2 separate regions of the Homo sapiens genome follow, and region 2 is linked to region 1. A link is an interaction called in ENCODE POLR2A ChIA-PET data of the cell type or tissue named here. Cell type or tissue: CD4-positive, alpha-beta T cell. All regions are shown on one strand.

Region 1 (8,000 bases):
GGATTTGCACTATAACAGGCATTTCACATACTTATCGTTTGAACTGTCTCATATTTTTGTTAAACAGTTTTTAATCCCTGTTTAAAGATGATTCTGGTGCCAAGGGATGAAGTGACTTGCTTAAAGTGGTGTGAAACTCTATACTTTTTTTTTTTTTCTTTTTAAAAAGGTACAACTGAGGCCGGGCACAGTGGCTCACGCCTGTAATCCCAGCACTTTGGGAGGCTGAGGCGGGCAGATCACCTGAGGTCAGGAGTTGGAGACCAGCCTGACCAATGTGATGAAAACCCGTCTCTACTAAAAATACAAAAATTAGCCGGGCATGGTGACATGCGCCTGTAATCCCAGCTACTCGGGAGGCTGAGACAGGAGAATTGCTTGAACCCGGGAGGCAGAAGTTGCAATGAGCCGAGATCGCGCCATTACACTCTAGCCTGGGCAACAAAAGTGAAAGTCCGTCTCAAAAAAAAAAAAAAAAAAAGGTACAACTGGGCTGGGCGTGGTGGCTCACACCTGTAATCCCAGCACTTTGGGAGGCTGAGGCAGGTGGATCACGAGGTCAGGTGTTTGAGACCAGCCTGACCAACATGGTGAAACCCCGTTGCTACTAAAAATACAAAAATTAGCCGGGCATGGTGGCATGCACCTGTAATCTCAGCTACTCAGGAGGTTGAGGTAGGAGAATTGCTTGAACCCGAGAGGCATAAGTTGGAGTCAGCCGAGGTCACGCACTGCACTCCAGCCTGGTGACAGAGCGAGGCTCTGTCTCGAAAAAAAAAAAAAAGGTACAACCTTCCAGATTGGCCAACATGATGAAATCCTGTCTTTACCAAAAATAAAAAAATTAGCAGGCCCTGGTGGCACAGGTCTGTAATCCCAACTGCTAGGGTGACTGTGGCAGGAGAATCACATGAAACCGGGAGGTGGAGGTTGCAGTGAGCTGAGATGGCGTCATTGCACTCCAGCATGGGCGACAGAGCAAACAAGACTCCATCTCAAAAAAAAAAAAAAGGTACAACCTTAATTTATTTGATTGTCAGTTAACCTTTGGGCATGTAGCCCAAATGCTCCCAGACTGGATACGAGACTCTCTTAAGATTAAAAATACAGATTCCTGGCTGGGCGCAGTGGCTCATGCCTATAATCCCAGCACTTTGGGAGGCTGAAGCTGGCAGATCACTTGAGCTTAGGAGTTGAAGAACAGCCTGGGAACATGGTGAAACCCCATCTCTACAAAAACTGGCTATGATGGCATGTGCTTATAGTCCCAGCTACTCAGGAGGCTGAGGTGGGAGGATCACCTGAGCCCAGGATAGGAGGTTGAGGCTGCAGTGGGCCATGATTGCACCACTGCACTCCAGCCGGGGTGACAGATTGAGACACCCTGTCTCAAAAGAAAAAAAAAAAAAGATTCCTGGCCCGGCCCCCATCCCAGACCTGCTAATTAAGAATCTGGAGGGTAGAATTGGATTGAGTAGCTGAGGAGGTTGAGGTTCAACCTGGTTGATTGTCTTGACCACTCCCTCAGGAAGTTGGTCTGAGAACTGGGATTGGACCCCAGATGTACTTACTGCCTCTCAGTTTACTGCTCTTTGCACCTGGTTGTACTGCTGCCTTTTGAGATAAAAAGTTGTAAAGAAGGGGACGTTTAATTTTATGAGATGACATTTTGGTTCTTGTTTCATAGTTTTCTTGGGGTCTTACTATTGTTTTGGTCACCCTGGTTTGTTTTTGTTTTTGTTTTTGTTTTGAGACCGAGTCTCACTCTGTCACCCAGGCTGGAGTGCAGTGGTGCGATCTCGGCTCACTGTGACCTCCACCTCCCAGGTTCAAGTGATTCTCCTGCCTCAGCCTCCCAAGTAGCTGGGACTACAGGCGCGTGCCATCACACCCGGCTAATATTTGTATTTTCAGTAGAGACCAGGTTTCACCATATTGGCCAGGCTGGTCTCGAACTCATGATCCGCCCTCCTCGGCCTCCCAAAGTGCTGGGATTACAGGCGTGAGCCACCGCGCCTGGCAACCCTTGGTTTTAAGCAGTACCTGAAAGGATTTTTTCCAGAGAAGTTACTTGGTTTCCTTAGTGGCTTTTGTAATTTGTTTGAAATAGGGAGAAATTGGTTAAGTTTAGTCTTAGGAAAAAGTGATCTTCATCATTTTAGGAAGAGCATTTTCTCTGGAAATGATGATAGCCACCTGTTATGGAAAATGTGGCTAATGAAAGTGCCCTGGATGAAGAGAGAAGGACTTATCATTTGTTGGGATTCATTAGTTTGATGCTGTAGCTGCTTTATTTGAAGGGCCCTTTCTGGTGCCAAAGAAGTGAAGAAGCATCAGTCACTTGGTTGTGGTTTTTCTGGCATGCCTCTTTTTGGTAGACAGCTGTGAGGTGGTTATTATGGTTGTTTCTCATAATCTGATTGAGTTTTGCTACATGATTCAATGACTCTTCCCCTTTTGGTCTCCTTCTTCTAACCTTAGTGAGTTTTCTCTTATCTTCTGGTCTGGAAGGATAGAGATATGGTAGTCTATATATCTCTAAGCCCAGAAGAGAATGAGGCCTTTGTCTTGTTTTACATCACTTTCTAGATGTTCTTGGTTTGACATCTGGTTGCAAGCGCCTTCCTGGAGGTTTGATCAGGCTAGTGCTTCAGGGGATATCATTGGAATGGGCTAAGTCTGCAAAGGGGAATGTGTCTGATCTTCTAGAATGGTTTCTGTAAGCAGAATGGGGTAGATAGAACTTTTCACTGATTTTTGTGGTGGTTTTTTTTGTTTGTTTTCAAGATAGAGCCTTGCTCTGTCACCCAGGCTGGAGTGCAGTGGTGTGATCTCTGCTCACTACAACCTCTGCCTCCCAGGTTCAAGCGATTCTCCTGCCTCAGCCTCCCGAGTAGCTGGGATTACAGGCACGTGCCACCATGCCAGGCTAATTTTGGTATTTTTAGTAGAGACGGGGTTTCACCATGTTGGCCAGCCTGGTCTCAAGCTCCTGACCTCAGGCGATCTGCCGCCTTGGCCACCCAACGTGTTGGGATTACATGCGTGAGTCACTGCGTCTGGCCAATTTTTATTCCACTTGGAAATTTATGGAAGTTTGAAAGAATTTTTAAAAAACAAAACTTTTTTGGGGAGTGGTAGTTGCAAACTAGTTGTTGATTCCTCTCTCACCAAAGGCAGATGGTCAGTTTGTTTAGAACTTGAATGAACTAGAATGAAGGAATTGTGAAGTAGAAAACTGAGTTATGGTTCCTAGGTTATGAATGAAGAGAATCATAGGCTGAGTGGGTTTGATTCCCTGTGACAGGTGTTGGTATAATCTAATGAGATTTTTTTATTTTCCTGTCATCAGCTTGGCTTCAGGAAATCTTTAGTGTTGTCTCTGTTGAGGCCAAATAGGAGGTTAGAAATCTCTTATTGTCCTAGGTCATATAAAAAGTCATGTTTCCCCACTATTTAAAACAAGATGAAGGTAGTCTCCTTATTTTAGGAGGCGGGGTCTAGGAGTAAAACTAAGACAAACATGTTTCTGGACAATTTCTCCTCAATTGGGGGCTAGGGGTTCTTGACTAGTCTTCAAAGAAGGTCTGAAATACTAGGGGATATAGAAAAGACAGGATAAGGGGCGTTAGATACAGTTGTCTGGCTGGGGAGAGAAGGGACAATGAGAATGATTTATGCTGGTCATTTTATGTACCAGGGTACATAGGGTGATTTTTTTGGTGGAAGCCTAGTCTGTCCTAAGATATTACTCCTGAGATCTAAGTGAGCCACGTGCAGCTGGCAGGAAGCTGAAAGCTGTTGGTTGGGAGAGGCCTTAATTTTTACACTTGCCCCTGCCTGGAATGCCCTATCACAGGGGAGGGTCCCATACTGGAACTGGATCAACAGCTGTCGCCTGTCCCTGGAATCACAGGAAGCGGAGGACGGGGTGCCTTTGTATAGGGAGCTCTGAAGCCAGACAATAGTTTGTGCTGGCGGGGCCATGTGGCGAGTCATGTGACCTGGGGCTGTTTTCTGCTGGGGTCCTTACCCATCTGTTCTCTCGGCTCTTTCTGGGTTATCAGGCGCCAGTCCAAGTCCTCCCAGGCAGCCAGCTTCATGGCCAGAGATTACGAGCACTAACCTTCCTGGCAGGGGCGGTGTGGCTTCGAGTTTATGCAGATTAGCCATGTGTTTCTCACTTCAAGGCGTTCCACAGGAAAAGCCTTTTCCTGTGTTTGGCTCTCAGTGGGCGGTTCCCAGCTTACTGTACTGGGACTCAGCAAGCAGCAGGCATGCACCAGAGGGATCACAGTACACTGGCCCCCCTCTCCATTCCACCTCCAATGCTACGTCACCACAACACAACCACTCGCGCTCTCATACTGTTGGTGTCATTCATTCGGTGCCAAGATTGCTTTAAAAAATTCCCTTGGCCCCAGTTCAAACAGGAGTACAGCTGGGATGTGTTAGATTTTAGGCAGTCTGCCCTCAATTTGAGATGAGTTATAAATAGCAGTGCCGACTTCCTTAACTACCGCTCTCTGAGGTAAAATGCAGGTTAATTACTGTGGGAATCAATTAGGGGGGTTCTTTTGGTTAAAGAGCCAGGGATGCATTTTTTTAATTATTATTATTAAAAGTCATATAACAAATCTAGCCAGGAATAAATTGAAAGCACAAGGAGTAATAATACTTAAATGTCCAAAAGCCAAGGTTATAGCTCTAGGTTTACACTAGCCCCAACTAGTTAGCATTTAGGATGATAAAATGAGTAGTGGTCAAGACTTCTCCTCTCTGATGGACACCTTTTTGGCAGCTCCTGGCCCAACCCTCTCTGTTCTTATTCTTGCTGGCCCTTGGCACTGTTGAGTACTAAATTTAGCTCCTTAGGGTTGCCGCCTGGTCACTTCTTTCTATTTCCTTGGATTGGAACTGGAGCTTTCCTCAGTTGGACTTTTATTTAAATAAAATTATGAAGTTTCTCTTTCCTGGTGCCACTGCCACGGGTGGTACATTTTTGTGAATGGTATATCTCTGCTTAGAAGTTTTGAGTTCTTGGCTCTGTCTTCTCTGCTCTCTCCTCGGTCATGGTCAGATGGAGAATTTGCAGCTATTTTAATCTGTGAGTTTCACAAAGTGGTTACTTTGGGTTATAAGACATTCAGCCCAGGTCTACCTTAAAAGTCTAGTCTGTTATTTCAGCCGTTTTTGGGGGTCATTTTGGTTTTCCTTGATGCAATAAGAAGTTGTAAGAGGTTCCAGTAGCCAGCTAGTCTGGAGGGTCTTGTAATTCTATTGGCTTGGAGCAGGGGAACTCCCTATGCAAGGGGTCTGTCTGCTAGCTGTTTGTTCTGAATATATTCGGAAGGACAAGCTGCTAGGCATCCTTGCCTTTGATGCCCCTAAACTGCATCTTTTGATACATTTCATTTGGCAGGCAGTTTATAACATGGCCAGTGATCTGGAAGGAGGTGGTAAGTGGTAGATGGAGATGAGGAGTTTTCTTATGGCTCTTTCCCCCTTTTTTATTTTTATTTTTTATGAATGCAGGAGAGTATATAGCAGGGGGCCCGACTTTGCTGATCAAGGGGCAGCATTTTCCTCTCAATTATGTGTCTCTGTGGCAGAGCCTTTGCTTTTGAAGTGTAATCACAGTAATCTACTCCTGTGGTTTCCCATTGAAAGGATTTCCTCTGTCTTTCCCAGAGTGGAATCTCTGGCTTTTTGCAGCTAGGGTTTGGAGTTTCCATCCCCTGCCTTGTGCCTGCAGACTGCTGATACTGGCTTTTGTATCTTGCATGTAGGGATTTTTCTGGTCTGAAATTGCTACTTTCCAATAAAACTGATTAGTGAATATTTAAGGCCCCTTCTCTGTTACGAGAGATTGGGAGATGGCATTTCATCTGTAACTGCAAATCACAAATATTTCACGATGGTTTTAAATGTCATAAGTGTGAGTTATGTCCCTGCTCACCTCCCCTTCTGATTTGAGCAGATGTCTAACTTTTACATGAGATCAGAATAATCTGATTGTTTGAACTGAATATATATTTAGTTTGCCAAATAAGCTGCATATTCTGTTGATCATAAGCCTTTTGTGATGGGAGGGAGTCAAAAATCTGACGACCAGAAAAAGAAAGCATATTAATTTTATTTTTAGAATAAAAATTTCTTTGATGTACATTTATTTTTGGTCTACAAAGATTTCCTAAAGTTGAGGTGGGACATTCCTTGAACCCTTTATAGCCCCCATGTAAGTAGCTGTACTCAATTGGGAGCGCAGGCCTCCGTGTGAGAGAGGAAAAGGTGACTTGTCCTTAGCCTTTTGTTTTTAAGCAGTGTATATGAGGATGCCCCTGCAGTTCTGAAATTCTCTCTGGTATAAACCTTTTTTTTTTTTTTTTTTTTGAGACAGAGTCCCACTCTGTTGCCCAGGCTGGAGTGCGGTGGCACAATCTCCGCTCGCTGCAGCTTCTGCCTTCTGGGTTTAAGTGGTTCACCTGCCTCAGCCTGCTGAGTAGCTGGGATTAACAGGCGTGCGCCACCACGTCCGGCTAATTTTTGTATTTTAGTAGAGACGGGGTTTCACCATATTGGCCAGGCTGGTCTGGAACTCCTGACCTCAAGTGATTCACCTGCCTCAGTCTTCCAAAATGTTGGGATTTACAGGCATGAGTCACTGCGCCCAGCCTTGGGTTTGTTTTTTTTTGTTTTTTTTTTTTTTTTGAGACAGACTCTTGCTCTGCTGCCCAGGATGGAGTGCAGTGGCTCGATCTCGGCTCGCTTCAGTCTTCGCCTCCCAGGTTCAAGTGATTCTCATACCTCAGCCTCCCGAGTAGCTGGGACTTATAGGCATGTGCCGCCACACCCAGCTAATTTTTGTGTTTTTAGTAGAGATGAGGTTTTGCTATGTTAGGCAGGCTTGTCTCCCAACTCCTGGCCTCAAGTGATCCACCTGCCTTGGCCTCCCAAAGTGCTGGGATTACAGGCGTGAGACACTGCGCCCAGCCAGGTTATTCTTAAAGTGTGCTTGTTCTCCCTTGAATATTCTCATCCTTCTTTCTCATCTTTCACTTCAGTCCAACTTTTTTTCTACCTTCAAAGTCATAACCCCTGTGTTAGGGTTAGATTTAGGCTATGACCCTGGCTTTATGGCTAGATAGTTTGATTTGGGCTTTGTCCCCATAGTGTCTCCTACCCTTTTTTGGAATAGGACAGCATTGCACATTGAACAGTCACTGAGCCCAAGCTCTGTACTTTGGTATTTGGGAGAGCTTTGAAGATAAAACACCTGATCTCTGGCTTCCCAGAAGTTAGTCTTGAGAAATGCAATCAGTTAGTTGGAATAGTTAGCTGCAACTAAGTGTTAAATCTTAGGATGCTAACTGGATTTACAATAGGGCATTTAGAAATGTTAGAGATCAAAGTGTACTGAAGATATGGGAAGTGGCTTCATTTTGAAAGGTCAAGTTTCTGTTACTAGAAGCCACTGTGGACAGGAGGGCAGGGCAGGATGCCATTGCATAGAGCTGGGCATGTACAGTATGTGGGGAATCTTGGAGTGAGACTGAAAAAATGTGGAAAACTGGTTCACATTGTAGAGGGCTTTAGAGCCAGGTAAAAGCACTGTTTTATCATTACTGATAATCGCTACCATTTATTGGACATTTAAATACCAGGCACTGTGTGAAGTGTGTTATGTGCATTTAAAGAACTGATGTGTTCAAGGTAGGATGGTGAGAGAGGTAGGATTTGGACCCAAGTCTATCAAATTACTACACTACCCTCTATGTAATAATACTGTGCAGGATTTAGTAGTTAGGAAGTTTGGAACTATTATTGACCAGGGAGTGGTGGAAGTGATTTGGGAACAGCATTGTCCTAGAACTGCTCTAACATAATAAGCCACTAGCCACATGTAGTTATGTGAATTTAAATTAATTAAATGTAAATAAAAATAAAAATTTAGTTCCTTTGTCATATTTCAAGTGTTGAATAGTTACCCATCACAGAAA
Region 2 (8,000 bases), 220 kb after region 1:
TGCTGGAAAGAGAACAGTGAACAAAACATAGGAAAATATGTGCCCTCAGGAAGCCTTCATTCTCAACCTCACTGCCTTTACAGAGAGGTAGGACACAGAGATCAGTAAATAAAGGTGGTCTGAAAAGGGCCAAGGGTCTGAGGAGAACTTCCCAGGGCACATAAGACCCTGTAACAGCCTGTCCGACTGGCACTGGCTGCCTTCACTCACTCACCCCTCCATGCCTCTGCACTTGCTTTGTCGCCCAGGCTGGAGTGCAGTGGCGCGATCTCGGCTCACTGCGAGCTCCGCCTCCTGGGTTCATGCCATTCTCCTGCTTCAGCCTCCAGTGTAGCTGGGACTACAGGCGCCCGCCACCATGCCTGTATTTTTTTTTTTGTCTGTTTTGTTTTCTATTTTTTAGTAGAGACAGGGTTTCACCGTGTTAGCCAGGATGGTCTCGATCTCCTGACCTTGTGATCCGCCCACCTCGGCCTCCCAAAGTGCTGGGATTACAGGTGTGAGCCACCATGCCCAGCCCTTTCCCTGCCTTTTAAATTTATTTTTTATTTTTTGAGACAGGGTCTTGTTCTCACCCAGGCTGGAATGCAGTGGCGCAATCACGGCTTACTGCAGCCTTGACCTCCCGGGCTCAAACGACCCTCCCACCTCAGCTTCCTGAGTAACTGCGAGCGCCACCCTACCTGGCTAATTTTTAAATGTTTTTTGTAAAGACAGGGTCTCATGTTGCCCAGGCTGGTCTGAAACTCCTGGGCTCAAGGGATCTTCCTGCCTTGGCTTCCCAAAGTGTTGGGATTACAGGTAGGAGCCACTGCACCTGGCACTTCCCTGCTTAAAAACTTTTTCTGGCTGGGCGTGGTAGCTCATGCCTGTAATCCTAGCGCTTTGGGAGGCTGAGGTGGGCAGATCACGAGGTCAGGAGTTTGAGACCAGCCTGGCCAAGATGGCAAACCCCATCTCTAATAAAAATACAAAAAATTAGCTGGGCATGGTGGTGGGCGCCTGTAATCCCAGCTACTTGGGAGTCTGAGGCAGGAGAATCGCTTGAACCCAGGAGGTGGAGGTTGCAGTGAGCTGACTGCACCACTGCACATGGTGGCTCACACCTGTAATCCCAACACTTTGGGAGACTGAGGCAGGCAGATCATCTGAGGTCAGGAGTTTGAGACCAGCCTGGCCCAATATGGTGAAGCCCCGTCTCTACTAAAAATACAAAAATTAGCCAGGTGTGGTGGTGCATGCCTATAATCCCAGTTACTCGGGAGGCTGAGGCCGGAGAATTGCTTGAACCCGGGAGGCAGAGGTTGCAGTGAGCCGAGATGGTGCCACAGCACTCCAGCCTGGACAAGAAGAACAAGACTCCATCTCAAAAAATATATATATTTATTTTCTTCCCATTTTAAATCTGGAATACTGCTTTGTGTCTTAAGACTCAGCCCGAGTGTCACTTTCAAACTTTTCTCCCTCCACCCTGGATGAATATCTCCCTTTCTGCTTTCTTCTTTCCCTTATCACACTGATTTGTAACTCTTTGCCTCTGTGTCTCCCCTAGCTGCAGGAAGGGCACAGTCTTGTACCTCTGGATCCAGTGTAGGCCTGCAAGGGTCTCAGGTGCAGGATGTGGATGGGAGAGAGTTTGGTTGTGAAAGGGTTAAGGGGTGATTCCTGGTGCACAGAGCAGGCCACCTCCCACCCTCTGGTTGTTCTCTTCACAGATCAATAAGATGGAGTGGTGGAGCCGCTTGGTGTCCAGTGACCCTGAGATCAACACCAAGAAGATTAACCCTGAGAATTCCAAGGTGAGCCCTGGCTGGTTGGGGGAGCTTCAGCAGGAAGGTGAGGGGCCTCGTTGTTTCCAGAGCTTCACCGATTCCTGTCACTGCCTGCCCTCAGCTGTCAGACCTGGACAGTGAGACTCGCAGCATGGTGGAAAAGATGATGTATGACCAGCGACAGAAGTCCATGGGGCTGCCAACTTCAGACGAACAGAAGAAACAGGAGATTCTGAAGAAGTGAGCAATTCAGAGACGGGGTTGGGGGACCGTGGGTGCCTGGGGGCTTAGACTTCGGTGACAGCAGTGAGTGGATCACTGCGCTGCCTCAGGAGCTGCCCTGCCCCCTTTCCAGCCATGTTTATGGCTTTATGGCTTTGGCTTGCCTACTCTTGTCATTTGCTGAGGTCATCTTGAGGGCAAGGCCGGCTCATGGTGCATGATAGGAGGGAAGGGGTAACAGGCGGTCATTGCCACCTACAGGAAAACAATGCCAGTGTTGGTGCCTCAGCTTCCAGCCTCGGGACTCAAATGCGTCTCAGATACCCTGGGCCCTGCTCCTGCCCAGCCTGGCTTGGTGTTGCTGAGGTCTAAAGAGATTAGACTTGACACGGGGGTGCTGGGAGAAGGGACAGCTTTAGAAGAGAAGGATGAGCTGTTTCATCTTGCTTCCGTTTCTCCAGGTTCATGGATCAACATCCGGAGATGGATTTTTCCAAGGCTAAATTCAACTAGCCCCTGTTTTTTCCTCCCTGAACTCTTGGGGCTGAGCTGCAACCACCCAACTTTCTTTCCCACTCTTCTCTGGGACTTGTGGGCCTCAGGGCTTGGGGCAGGCATGGGACTGGCCCAGGCACACAGGTCCCGGGGCATCAGGAGAAAGGCTGGGTCTTGGGACCTTGTCCTCCCCAGTTGGCCTACTGTTACACATTAAAACGATTTGCCCAGCTCCTTCTGTGTCCTCTCTTGCCTCTGGCCTTTCTCTGGGGCACAGGCCTCTTACGGCTGCTGCTGGGAACTGGGAGTTTGGCTTCTAGCCCAGATTCTGCCATGTGACCTAGGGCACATCCTTGCCCCTCTCTGGGCCTCAGTTTCTCATTACTTAAAGATTAAAACAAGGCTTGGCCGGGTGTGATGGTTCATGTCTGTAATCCCAGCACTTTGGGAGGCTGAGGGGAGCAGATCACCTGATGTCAGGAGTTTGAGACCAGCTTGGCCAACATGGAGAAACCCAGTCTCTACTAAAAATACAAAAATTAGCCGGGTGTGGTGGTGCACACCTGTAATCCCAGCTACTCGGGAGGCTGAGGCAGGAGAATCGCTTGAACCCGGGTGGCGGAGGTTGCAGTGAGCCGAGATTGCACTACTTCACTCCAGCATGGGTGACAGAGACTCCATCTCAAAAAAATAAATAAATAAAACAAGGCTTTTAGTCTATGTATGTTTCTGAGCAAAGGTTGAGTTTTTCTGGCTACAGAGACCAGAACACATGTCAGATTCTCAAAGGGGCGCATGACCCAAAAAAGTTTTAAGACCGCTGGACTTGTTGATCTGATTTTTACTTCCCACTGCAGCGGGTCTGCCCTCTAGCCGTGAATCAAGTATTCTTGAAACTAGAGACTATTGTGTCCCAGGGCAGAAGAGCAGCAAGGGCCAAGGTGACACTGCCTGGCTCAGGGGAGGGGTACCAGGAGGACAGCTCAGGCCTCAGATCTGGTGTGTGTGGTACAGGGACCTTACCAGGAGGACAGAGTAAAGTCCAGTGAGGCTCCATTGTTTGTATCTCAGACCTGGACCTCTGCAGATTCTAGGCCTTCTCAAAGCCAGCTCCCAGGGCTGAAGAGGTGCTCCCCTTTGCTCAGATCCAGCCCACAGAGCTGACCCCTGCCCCACTTTGGCTAGAGAGTGGAGGTCAGAATGCTTGGGCCACAGAGGTTATAGCAAGAATGTCTAGGTTGACTTGCTGTGAGTGCTTAGTTCTTTGGCTCCTAAATTTCTGGAACACAGATGTTTTTTTTAGAATTTGAGAATAGCTGGGCACAGTAGCTCACGCCTGTAATCCCAGCACTTTGGGAGGCCAAGGCAGGCAGATCACTTGACGTCAGGAGTTCGAAACCAGCCTGGCCAACATGGAGAAACTCCATTTCTGCCAAAAATATAAAAAGTTAGCTGGGTGTTGGCCGGGTGCGGTGGCCCAGGCCTGTAATCCCAGCACTTTGGGAGGCCAAGGTGGGTGGACCACAAGGTCAGGAGATCGAGACCATCCTGGCTAACATGGTGAAACCCTGTCTCTACTAAAAATACAAAAAATTAGCCGGGTGTGGTGGCGGGCGCCTGTAGTCCCAGCTACTTGGGAGGCTGAGGCAGGAGAATGGTGTGAACCCAGGAGGTGGAGCTTGCAGTGAGCAGATATCGCGCCACTGCACTCCAGCCTGAGCAACAGAGTGAGACTCCGTCTCCAAAAAGAAAAGAAAAAGCTGGGTGTGGTGGCACGTGCCTGTAATCACAGCTACTTGGGAGGCTGAGGCAGGCGAATCACTTGAACCTGGGAGGCTGAGGTTGTGGCGAGCCAAGATCGTGCCACTGCACTCCAGCCTGGGCAATAGAGCGAGACTCTGTCTCGGGGAAAAAAAAAATTCAGAATAGCTTGTTAAAGATTTCAGAGAGGCTATGCAGTACATAGCTTTGTCTGTTTTCCAAACTTGCTAAACCTTTTTTTTTTTCCTGGGAATGCAAATAATGGTTTAAAAGGCTAGGTTTGGAAAATGGTGCTCTAGGGCTGAGGCTTGGTTCGTGGTGTCACTCTACCGCTCTGTACTCCTGTTCTGCCCCGTGGTCATTTTAATCTTTTGGAGGCCTTGACCCGGATGCGACAGCAGAGCCTGGAGTTAGAACTGAACCCTATGTTCATAGCCCTGAGAGATCATCCTGTTTCCCTTAGGAAACTGGACAAACAAGTACAATTTGTCTAGTAGTTACTTTCCAAAGGGTGCCTTTCGGAACAATAAAAAGGGCGGTGGGGGCAGCAGGTCAGATGGGAGCTGGAGTGGGGGGATCCTCAACACTTTCTAGCTTGTTTGTTAATTAAGAATGGGCTGGTGGGCCTGCCCCGGCCTCTCTGCTGAAAGAGGACCAGTAGATAAGCCTGTGTGTGAGGAGCAGCCAAGTAGGATCCTTCTGAACTCATCTGGGCTCTGCTACCTAATGAAGGGATTCTGCATCTGCCCCAGCAAGGCCAGAGCCACAGTTACTAACTGCGTGTCCCACTAAGTTCCTTGACCTCACTGTGAGCCCCACGTTTCCTCTCTGTGAAAGAATAATGTCCTTTCTCCAACGTTATTGGAGAGGCCAAGAAGATACTGGTGAAAACCACAGTGCTGGCCAGGCGCGGTGGCTCACGCCTCTAATCCCGGCACTTTGGGAGGCCGAGGCGGGCGGATCACCTGAGGTCAGGAGTTCGAGACCAGCCTGACCAACATGGAGAAACCCTGTCTCTACTAAAAAATACAAAATTATTTGTGCGTGGTGGCGCATGCCTGTAATCCCAACTGCTCGGGAGGCTAAGTTAGAAGAATCGCTTGAACCCGAGAGGCGGAGGTTGCAGTGAGCCAAGATTGTGCCATTGCACTCCAGCAGCTTGGGCAACAAGAGCAAAAACTCCATCTCAAAAAAAAAAAAAAAAAAAAAAAAACCACAGTGCTCTGTTACTACCACAGAGAGAGTGGAAGGGGAGCAGCAGGTCCAAGGCTGGGTAGGGCCAACAAATGATCAAGGCTTTGGGGAAACTGTGGGCTGGGCAGAAGCAGGCCAGCCTGCAGGCAGTGGACTGGGAGAGCAGAGGCAGTTCGGACAGGCCTCCCTAGAAGAACCTCTCAAACAATGTCAGAAACCATTTATCCAACCTTTCTCAGGCACAGACTCTGTGCTTGGTTCTTTATCTCCTGGAACTCACAGTGAACCTGAAATGGGGGCAGCATTACTCCCATTTTATCCTTCCTACTTTAACTGCAGGGCACTAAGCCAGGCTGGACACATATCCTGTCTCCTGCTCTGGGCAGCAGTTAAGTGAGGCAGATGGGAGAGAAAGGACAGCCAAGAAAGCAGGCAGATACCAATTACCTTTGTACTTACAAACTGTGGTCATGTTAAGATACAGAACATCAGCCAAGAACCAGAACCAACTCCTTAACATAACATAGAGTGGGCCCTGCCCACCCCCCAATACAATACATTTAAGATAAGCTTCTTTTAACTGTTGAATTACCCCAGGGAGGGAGAAGTTTGCATGATTGGTTAGGGTGGCAATAGGGGGATGGAGTCAGGGTTCACTCCCAGAAGGTAATGCCTAACTCCTTACTTTCCATGATCAGGCCACCTGAAGACCATGAGCAGGAAGGAAGGGGCCCTGGCAGGGATCAGACCAGCTGGGGATGCAAGGAGATGTAGATCCCATGGCCCAGTGAAATGCACATGGTCCAGGAACCCAGTCAGCCAAGGCAGGAGGAGCCAGAGTGGGCACTGCTTCAGGTCTAAGCCTCTCCCACAGGGGTTCCTGGTCCCCCTCTTCATTCTGTAGGCCATGCTTCTCCCAGAAAGGGTGTGGCAGCTGGGCCTGGCAGGGGTTAGCAGTACACCTGGAGCAAGGGTGCCCCCGACGAGTCTGTGTCGGTGCCCTGGAAGGATGAGTCATGGCTTGCTGGGTACCCTGGTAGGAAGGAGAGGAGAGGAGGAAACAGGCTCAGGGGAAGGAGCTCATCCAGATCCCATGACCAGGGAGAAGCCTGCTGAGAAGGAGCAGAGTGGGACTTGAGCCTGGGTCAGTCTGATCCTGGCTGGATGACCCACTCAGTTTATTGACCTCTCTGAGCCCTAGCCTCCCTTTCTGTAAAAGGATAATGATTCCACTCCCAGGGGGTTGTTGTCAAGGGCAAGAAGACCGCAACAGAACCACACGGGTGTCTTTCCAGCACCATGCTGGATGGCTCCCCACCCACTACTTTCCTAGTCATCTGGGCTTGAAGGTTGGGGTCTGATCACTTTCAGCTTGCCTGTTCTGGGCACCTGCACCCACTTTAAGCCAGCTTGCTAGATGGAGACAGGTCTGTGGCTGCTTAGGTCCCCGTCCCTTTTTGATGTCATCCTCATCACCCCAAAAGAAAGCTGGGAGAGCAGCAGGTGAGGGGCCCCTAGGGTAGTCCCCCACCCTCCACACCCCTCATTAGGTCAAGACCACACCTGGAGCTCCATAAGGCCTCAGCTTCCGGGCGATGGCATCTGCAGTCGTCTCCTGGGAGATCTGCACTGTCAGCTCTAGGGAGGGAACGTGAGGCAAGCAGTGGTCATTAGCACGTTCTTTCAACCCTATTTCCTACTTCTGTTCCCAGCCCGATGAGGGAGGAGCCACTCACTCCTGGGCAGGGCTAGAAAAATAATGCTTAAAGACAGAGACATAGACAACGTGTGCATGCGCAGAGTGATGGATGAGTGGGAGTTTTGGTTAGCCCAGAACAGGTCAGAGGCCCAAATTCATGTGGGTCCCTAGGTCCTGTTCACCAGACCAGGCCTAGAAGCTACTCTGGCAGGAGACAGCAGAGGAGAGGAGCCTTTTGGGTAAACTTGTTGAATGCAGAGGGAACCTTGACCTTTCTGGGGACAGCAGCGATGGCCAGAGAGCTCTCCCAGGGTCTGCATGCTTCTCTCAGCCTTGCTCGGACCTCACCAGGAAGGGCCAGAGTGGGAGCTGGGGAGAGGGGATGCAAGAGTTGACAGAAAGGAGGAGGAAAGGCAGGGACTGGCTGAGGGGTAGACCCACAGTGACTAAAGACCCCATTCCAACCCTCCCCTGGCCAGAGCCTCCCCTACTCTGCCCCTCAGCCCCATGGGGCCCCCACCTACCATCCTGGCTGAGACCTGAGCCCACCATGGTCTCATGGCCACTGTCAGGGGCAGCAGCGGTTGGGGCAGCAGCCCGAGTTGAACGACCCTCCGAGGTCTGTGGGCGAGCACGGCTCTTTCGGGTACTAATGCGAATGATGCCGCGTACCAGGCGGCCCTCAGCATCCTGCTCATCCAGGTGGTAGTCCTGCGTGATGCTGCTGATAAGGTCCGAGATCTTACTGGTCTTCTCCAGGAACACAGTGTCTGATGTGCACTTGGCCAGCTCATCGATCTGGTGTACGCTGAACAGCTCTGTCAGCTTCTTGAAGATGAGCACATCAATTTCTCGGC

What was found. Peaks named below come from ENCODE experiments on the same cell type or tissue, not always from the same donor. Only the 100,000 strongest peaks of a DNase experiment are listed, where the experiment ranks them.
Region 2: POLR2A ChIA-PET joins it to region 1 with 8 read pairs; 2 of 35 experiments call an interaction of 5 or more read pairs at or near these places.

What each region holds. Positions count from the first base shown.
Region 1 is chr1:26,719,480-26,727,479 of GRCh38, forward strand. The region is part of intron 1 of ARID1A (AT-rich interaction domain 1A); the gene reads left to right. Among named protein-coding and RNA genes, the nearest start is that of ARID1A, 27 kb to the left of the region's middle. RefSeq lists enhancers at 2,430-3,010, 3,011-3,590, 3,621-4,862, 3,650-4,935, 4,751-5,330 and 2 more. In CD4-positive, alpha-beta T cell, no CTCF peak of the experiment used is centred here; DNase peaks (open chromatin) are centred at 2,372 and 4,322; H3K4me3 peaks cover 609 bases; H3K27ac peaks cover 934 bases.
Region 2 is chr1:26,943,675-26,951,674 of GRCh38, forward strand. NUDC (nuclear distribution C, dynein complex regulator) reads left to right here. Exons shown (of 9, transcript NM_006600.4): 7 at 1,716-1,799; 8 at 1,894-2,012; 9 at 2,456-3,197. The coding sequence ends at 2,507. KDF1 (keratinocyte differentiation factor 1) reads right to left here. Exons shown (of 4, transcript NM_152365.3): 2 at 7,668-8,000; 3 at 7,008-7,082; 4 at 5,888-6,477. The coding sequence ends at 6,395. Among named protein-coding and RNA genes, the nearest start is that of KDF1, 13 kb to the right of the region's middle. RefSeq lists a silencer at 4,564-4,858. In CD4-positive, alpha-beta T cell, no CTCF peak of the experiment used is centred here; no DNase peak of the experiment used is centred here.